Regions from separate parts of the Homo sapiens genome. Here region 1 is linked to region 2. The links are chromatin contacts, found by Hi-C in ENCODE. All regions are on one chromosome and are shown on one strand. The core of a region is the stretch at or near the end of the contact, and the rest is flanking DNA. Distances in the headings are between cores, read along the strand shown.

Evidence for each region. A loop is a pair of places that touch in the nucleus more often than their neighbours do. Pooled maps may share reads with other maps.
Region 1: a pooled map shows a loop between it and region 2 (2.8-fold over the local background). The contact joins the enhancer-like site here to the promoter of B4GALT6 in region 2. A Hi-C loop is called at or near these places in 2 of 50 pooled maps.

What each region holds. Positions count from the first base shown.
Region 1 is chr18:31,772,546-31,776,910 of GRCh38, forward strand. No RefSeq gene overlaps it. Among named protein-coding and RNA genes, the nearest start is that of SLC25A52, 14 kb to the left of the region's middle. Within about 2 kb of position 1,811, at least 2 of the 41 ENCODE cell types and tissues checked have a DNase peak (open chromatin) inside an H3K27ac peak, as active enhancers do.
Region 2 is chr18:31,682,134-31,686,142 of GRCh38, forward strand. B4GALT6 (beta-1,4-galactosyltransferase 6) reads right to left here and starts at 2,448. Exons shown (of 9, transcript NM_004775.5): 1 at 2,179-2,448. The coding sequence starts at 2,293. RefSeq lists a silencer at 2,545-3,584.

The DNA of each region.
Region 1 (4,365 bases), core at 561-3,060, 90 kb after region 2:
ATTTAATTTAATAAAAATAAAATGGAGATTCCACATCCTGCTTTCCAAATTGATTCAGTTGGTCTGGGGTGAGACCAGAGAATATGCTTTTTCACAAGTCTCCCCTTATGACTGACAGAAGATGCAGTAAGTCAGAAAGTTAGTGGGAAAACTTGAATTAGAATCCTCAGAGATCTTTCCAGATCTTCACTGTCTCCTAATGAGAAATGTAAAATGCAAATATAAGGAAAACAGACCCTTATTTTGATTCTGAGACATCAGGACTCAGCTACTCTTGGGGCTGAAGCAACAGTCAAATAACAGATATTATAGTACCTTCCCTGCCCTATAGGACTAGGTTTTTGTATCTTACGCAACACATTAGACATATCCCAATTTTAGTATTAATCGTATGAATTTTTAACTTGCCTCTTCCTCTTACCAGGTTATGAATATCTTAAAAATAGGAACTGTGTCTTATTCACCTTTGTGACCCCCAATACAAGGGCCTGTCATACAGCAGAGCCTCAATAATATTTATCGAGTAGACATTTGGATTAAAGTTTCCTTTTCCAAAGTATTTTAAAACAGACAAAAACGTACAGAGTTAACATTGCATTTTTAATCAATATTGCAGACATTTTAATTATAGAAAACAATGTGATATACTGCCCCAAATGGTCAATTTGTGTAATCAAAGCAACTAAGTTGATATGGAAAATAGGGTATGTGGTATTACCCAACATGGCTTCAGCTTGGCACTTCCTCCATTAAAACCAACTTTTTAATGGATTAATTCCCATGCTAAACAAAGTCCCCAGTTCTGTAATATTTTATTTGAAGCACTAATACTTTCATTCAAACCAGATTTCAAGGTCCTCCTTCCTTAGGATTGTCAATATTCATATTTTAAATAAAATCTTCATTTGGCAAATTAAAACCATTACCTCCTGGAGAATGAGTTAATGGTATTACAGGGATCCATCCAGGTGTTATGTAAGGGGACAATCTATTTATGCTTCAGACCCCAACAGAAGTGACTCTTCCCCACAAAGATGTATTAATAGTTAAAAATAGGCCAGACACAGTGGCTCATGCCCGTAATCCCAGCATTTTGGGAGGCCAAGACAGACGGATCATCTGAGGTCAGGAGTTCAAGACCAGCCTGGACAACATGGTGAAACCCCGTCTCTACTAAAAATACAAAAATTAACCGGGGCATGGTGGCACACACCTGTAATCCCAGCTACTCAGGAGGCTGAGGCAGGAGAATGGCTTGAACCCAGAAGATGGAGGCTGTGGTGAGCCAAGACTGCACCATTGCACTCCAGACTGGGCAACAACTGAGCGAAACTCCATCTCAAAAAAAAAAAAAAAAAGAAAAAAAACAAAAACAAAAACACAAAGTTCTCAGCACAGGCAGGGGAAGATCTGTGGCTCGTGCAGCATTCCTCATGCAGTTATAGAAGCAGGTAACCAGAAAGGCATACTGGAGAGAAGCAAAGACTTCTTGGTAAAACTGAGGAACTTAGATTCAATTCCTAAAGTAAATGTTGATATTTCCAGATGTCAAGACTAAGAACTGTCTGCAGATACAAATCCATAATCTCTCATCTGAAACCCTTGGAGCAGTTGTGTTTCAGAATTCAGAATTTTCAGCATTTCAGAAAGGATACTGTGAAACCCAACTAATGTGGAACACCCGTAGCAGGATGTGTAGCAACGTCTCATATAAAACAAATTAAAACTTCCTCCACGAATTATTAGTAATATCCCATATGAAGGGGTAAGGAGCGTGACTAGCCTCTCTCTGGCTCGAGCGTAGTTTTGCAGTCAAATCAGATCAGGAGAGGGCAGTTTCGCCACCAAATGGGTTTCATTTTCAGAGTTCTTGGACTTTGGAATTATGGATAATAGACTGTTAGTTGCTATAGTAAAGAGATCTAACACAAGAAAATGATACATTAGTGTAGCCGAGGGTAGGAAACAAGAATGTGGGAAACAGGAAAATATAAGCAGACTCTGAAAGAGGACAACAGACCACACAGGCAAACTAACCATTTTCTTAACCACAGTGGCTGAAGGTCTTCGTGACATGGAACTAGAGGCTGGTTTCAGAAACAACTGCATTTCTTTAAAATTACTCTGTAACAGGAAGAAAAACAGCCCTCTCCCACACATTTGGGGACCTGAGAATGACAGATGCCCACCCCAGCTCTCTTTCTCTTAGAAAGCTTACCTGAAAAATTGCCTAAAAATTCAACACAACACTAAAACTAGAAAGAACAAACTTTTTATTTTAGAGCCTTTGATTGGCTTAGGAATGAGCATTACTAGGGGCTTTGTTCTTTAATATATTTCAAGGCACAGTCTGAAAAAAGCAAAGGGAACAAAGGCAAGTGCCTCCGTTGTTGACCCTTTACTTAACTCTTTTTTTTGGCTGGAGCAAGCATCCTGAGTATTTTGCAGATAGAAAAATGTATATGGATGTATTATACTGGCATAGCTGTGAGAATCAACGTTTGTCCTGGGGAGCGTACTGTGTGTTTATGTGTGTGTGTGTCTAATTGATATATTTACTAGTTACCTATTGGAAGTTCTAAAAGGATGAAGAAACATGTTTGTGTCTGCCATTGCCATGGAGACCACAAAGGGGAGCCGACTTGAAGTGGCAAAGCCGACAATGGACCGTTCTTTGGAGCTGAGAGTTGCAAGGGCCCCTTGGTTTGAGCTGCTCAAATTCCAATATCCCAGCTCCATTCCTCACTGGTGCTGCTGAAGACTGAGTAAGTTAGACTTGGGAAACCTCATGCTGAGGATTACCACATCCCACAAGCTACTCAAGATGGTGATGGGGTTCAGGACATGCCACCTCAAAATACGGCACCTTGGCTTTTGAGGAAACAGCAGAAGCAAGATGGTTACTGTGATCTTCTCCTGCCCTTCCCGCCTAAAGACAGGCCATGAAATAATTATCTGGCCTTCCTCTGAAGTGGGCCATAAGGCCCTCATGTGCCCTATACCTGTGTAAAAAGAAAAGTAAAGTACAAGTTCCTCTTCAAAGACTTCCCTCCCTGTCTAATTAGGAATAAATAGTAACTTGTCTTAGAAGCAAAATTTATTCAAAAACCTGTGGTAACATTCTTAAATATCTGCTAGCCGTAATAAAGAAATCAATGTACTTTATATTCTTAGCTCCCACAATTTAGCCTAAATATTTGCCCTGGCATGCTTATACTGGTCCAAGCAAGTGTTAGGCCATAGCCTGTTCTTCTTCCTTCTTTAAAAGTGTTATTACCTTTTTCAGCATTCCGAAAGTTACTTCCTCCTTCCTTTGTTCTCCTCTACCTTTGCCTCTTTTAAAAAGTTCTAAGTTGCTAACCAATCAGGACAAATACAGAATGTGAGGTCCCGTTACAGCCAATGGAAACCAGACACAGCAGTAGGGTGGACGCATCAGGTTAAATGACCCTGTCTCCTTTGTTCGGTGTACTCTCGTGGCAAAACTGCTGGCAAGTGTATCCTTTCTGCAGGAAGTAAAAATGGCCTTACTAAATAAATTAAATTTATGTTCAAGTGGATTTCTTTATGGCACTGGGGAACAAGCATTTCGAACACCTGGAAGAAAGGAATGTCACACTGGGGCACACGGAAGAATCTGAACAACCAGGCCTTGCTAAGTTCTCCCTAGTTTATTACCATTACGTCAGATCCTTTTGAAAGTTGCACATACCAGGATGAAAGCACTTTTGTCAGACCTAGACAAAACAGGGCTGGGAAGGCCTGAAAGAGCGGAGGCTCATGCTACGTGTCTGAGAAGAAGAACTGTTTCCAAGGGCTCTCTAAAAACCCTTCATGCATCTTTTGCTTTGATAAGGCTCATCACTAGACATCCTTTAGGACTGCAGCAATTCGGGGAAGACACACTCGGAAGAACACTTGCCGAGCAATGGCATCTCCACCAGCGAACTGAAAACAACTCTGGCTTTGACCCTCTAGAACTAATAAACTCTGCTTCCAAGCAGCTTGTTTAAATTTCTTTTTCCTAATAAAACTTCCCCTTTACCCTTCTGTCACCGAATGCACTGGTGGCTTGCCATTTACTTCATACATCCTAGATTATAGTCCTTATTTCTATTCCCAAATATTCCCAACATATTTAGAGAGAATTTTTTCTAGTGTCTTTTTTTTCAGGTTGACACTTTTGTCCCCCAATCTTATTTCTCCACAACTGTCCACCTTTTCATCCAATTTAATATAAAAATACAGAAACTTCCCTGTTTCTTTGGGTCACATTTCTTGAGGGCTCCCACGTCACATAAAACATATAATAAATTTGTGTGCTTTTCTCCTGTTAATCTATCTTTTATTACAGGTGCCTCAGCC
Region 2 (4,009 bases), core at 1,198-3,697:
TTGTGCATCTGACCTACATTTTCTCGAAAATGAGCAAAGTGAGCCTGACACTTCAAGAAAAACTGACAGTATTTGTTGCCAATGATAAAATTCAAACTTTCAAGCGAAAATCTGAATTTTGGAAAACTGCTTCCCAATACTTAAAGATACAAAAGATTAAAAAGGAGGCTTTTTTTGGCTAAATGGTACAGGGTTTTGGAAACAGATTCAGCTTGACAATTTCACAGCATTTTGTAAGTTTTTGGTTTGCACTCTTCTAACTGGTTTTAATAACTTATTATCATTTATAAGACCTACAAAAACAGAGTAGGTTAAGCCACATCAATCTAATTGCCTACAAGACACGTGCCAACATTTTTACATTATATCAGTGACCGTTCTATGGCAAACATTAAGCATTCAAATAAGGAAAATTTATTAGTGTTTCACACAAGTTGAATTAAGAATCTACAAATAATATACTGACGCACTAACTTTAAAAAAAAAGGGATGACTAGAATTCTGATTTCCTTTGGTTAGCTTTTTGAGTAATATAACTTTAACATGTTACTCATAATACTAAGAAAGTGGGAAAATTGTTATGTAAGTGTGAAAAAAACTTTCTCCAAAATCTTTCAAAGTTAAATTCCTAGTAAAAAAACATACCCCAAAGATGTCCAAACTTTTAAAGAGTTACATGAGAAAGTAAAAATTGCTATAGAATGAAGAGTTAATTTATAAGACTCCAAAATGGCAAAAAATAAAGAAAGCTCTTGTTGAGTATCTAGATAATATCAAATCCACTAAGCTACCACTGTCATTTGTACTATAGGCTTCAAGGGGTAGGTTTTTGTGAGGTTTTTTGTTTTTTCTGGCCTAAAGGAAAACTGCAATAATGTTAAAATATTCTTCAAACTTTACCCTAAAACTTCTATTTTGGGATACGTCAACGTTTCACAATGCATTTCTTCTTAAACATCATCATCTGAGTTTATACACCTCACTGAATCCAAAAATTAATTATTAAAGAAAAAGTCTCATAGTAATTTTAAGAAATGAAGCAGTCTGGATTAGGTTTCCATCTTCCTTCCCTGCTGCAATTCACTGCAATAATCTACTACACTCAAGACAATGCCCTGATCATTCCATCTGAAAATTCTGCAGGTGTTTTCACTCTGTAAGGGGCATTACATTTTTAGCTAACTCGGAACAAAGAGCACTGGCTCAAACGACCACAGTGTGTAAGGAGAAATGAGAGGAGATGCTCACTGTTACTAAGTAATTGAACATTAAATACGTAATAGCCAGGAAAAACTCAGAAAAGTTTTGGAAATATGACATATTTTAATATGCATGTGAAGTTCATAATTCTCATTCACTAGAATTAACGCCGCATTGGCTCCTTTTCAACAAATGGGGGACGAGGAATTCGGATATTTAATAAAGAAGTTAATTCAAGCAGTTTTACAAAAGTGTATTTTGCACCAAAGGCCAAAAAATGATAAACCGGTTAACATTTTAAACTACAAGTTCCCTTAGATAACGGTTATTTTAATCACTATTTTCTCAGAAGTCATCCTAACAGGTAGCAAAGGCAACGTACCCTTGAAAATAACACCCAAGCAGACTAAAATAATGGAGCATTGTTTTTACAAGACAACTCATCGCCTTAAAATTCCCCAAGTATGGCACAAAAAGAATGGGGTCCACTGACCCCATTCTAAAAAAGCGACCTAGGACCCTAGAAAACACACATTGTTGGACTCAATCACATTCCCTGCTGCTGGCTCCTCCATATTTTTACAACCAGTTATTATACCCGAGAGTGTTTGAATAAAACTACGATTAAGCACTCAGTTTAGGCTTAAAGACTTAACATTAAATGGATAAAGCTGTCATGAACACTCAAGAAAGCGACTAGGGCATCCCGGGCCATCACACTAATTTTGCTACGTCTATTTAATGCAATCTTTTACGTTATTAACAAACATGCATTAACAAAATGCATGCATTAACAAAACTCACATACCAAAGCCATGCCCTGAAGCAGTTTGACACGTCTGAAATAACATTTAAAACAAAACGCTTTTCTGCGGGCCCCTGTTTGAACAGCTTCCAAATCCCAGAAGTAACATCGGATAACAGCCTGCGCTGGCTGTGGTGTGACCAGGGGAAGCGAGGGTGTGTCTCGGTGCTTACCGATGCCTGGGGCCACATAGATGAAGTACAGACAGGACGAAGAGAGGGAGAAGAAGAAGATGAAGGCGAGGAGAGAGCGATTGGAAACCCGCATCATCCGCCTGAGCACAGACATCTTCCTCTTCCCTGCCAGCAGCCCAGGCTGCGCTCTCAGGCCGGACTCGGGGCCACTGTCCAGGCCCTAAACTTCCATAAATGTGCTGAGAACCCCGAGACTGCAGCGGGGTCCGCGCGGGGAGGCTCTGGGGAGAGGGCCCGAGCGGAAAAGAGGAAATGGGAGGGAGCGGACGGAATGAATGGGAGGCCAGAGAGTCGGGGGAGGGGAGGCGCGGAGGCCGAGGGACAAGAGGTGGAGGGGGGAGAGGGGACTGGGGGCTAGGGGCCCGGGGACGGCAGGACGGAAGAAAGCCGGGGAAGGGCGAGGAGGAGCGTTTTCTCCGCCAAGCAGCGGCGGGAGGAGGGGCTGCAGGTGGGAGGAGGCGCAGGCTGCGCGCCGCGGCGCCCCTGCGGAGAGGGGCAGCTAACTGCAGCACGCCCGGCTCCGCTGCCCGCGCCCGGCGGGGTCCCGCCGCGAAGCCCCGTGCTTAAGGTCCGGGCCGCCCGCGTCCGCTCGGCAGGCCCTGCGCCGCCTCCTACTCCGGGCCGCGGCGTCTCCTGCCTGCGCGGGGCTAGCGTGGGCGCCGGGGCCGCAACCAGCGCGCGCCACGCGCGGGGGCCCGCGGGGGCCCTCGGGGCCGAGGAGCTGGGCGCTCGCCTGCACCGAGCCGCCTCCTCATGCCGCGCCGGGCCCCGGCGCCCCGCGGCCGCCGCGGGAGCTGAGCACAGGCCAGGGCGGCGTCCCGGCCAGCGACGAACGCGCTCCGACTCCGGCCGCCGCCAGCTGCCTGCCTGGCCGCAAGGGCGGCAGCGGCATTACCGCCGCGCGCCCGGGGTGAGGCGCCCCCGCCGGGCCCGCGGACACCAGGCGAAGAGCAACCGGGCGACGCGCGCTGCGGGCAGAGCCGGGGAGCCGGAAGAGCAGAGGCCGAGCGCCGTCGGAGCCGCGTCTGGTTGGAGAAAGAGGCGGACGTGAAGGGGCGGGGGAGCCGCGGAGGAAAACCGGGACCGGCGGGAACGTCTCGAGACCCCTGCGCGCTTCGCGCGCTCGCTCGGAACTCGGCAGGCGGCGCTGCGCCGGGCCCCGAGGAAACCTGGAGGTCCCCGCCCTCCCCGCGCCCGAAACACCGCGCGTCCTGATAGGCCCGCGCCCAGCAGCCCCCTCCCCGCGCCCGCCGCACCGGGGCCCCACCGCCTCCTGCGTCACCGCCGCCCCCGCCCGCCCGGGGACCCCGCGGTGACCGCGCTGCTGGGGGTTGAGGGACGCGTTGCGAGCCCCGGATACATTGTACCCTGGGGGTACATAATGAAGGATGCTGTACCTGAAAGGAAAAGGGCATCTCCAAAAGGGGACTTCGCGGGTGGAATTTCCTTCCAAAATCCTCGAGGAACAAGGTGTATTTCCGACCTGGATTAATGAATCCCCCCTCCTATCCCGCACTTCCTGTGGAAACAGTGTCAGGATGTGGCGCGGACCTATGTGCGTCCCTTATACCAGGACTTGCCTTCAACGCTGAAGGTGAACCCTGGGTCATCCTCGCTGTATTCAGGCGGCGCTGCAAAGGCTTCTGGGCAGCCAATAGGCCCTTGAGCGCCTCAGCCCCATCTTGCTTCAGTAGGCAAACGGACGGGTGTCTTCATCCACCTCCTAGGCCGTGGTCTACCCTTCGTTCAAATGTTTCTTCCTGCTAGCTGACTGTCCAGGTCCTTAGCTGTATCACATTGTTCAAATGTG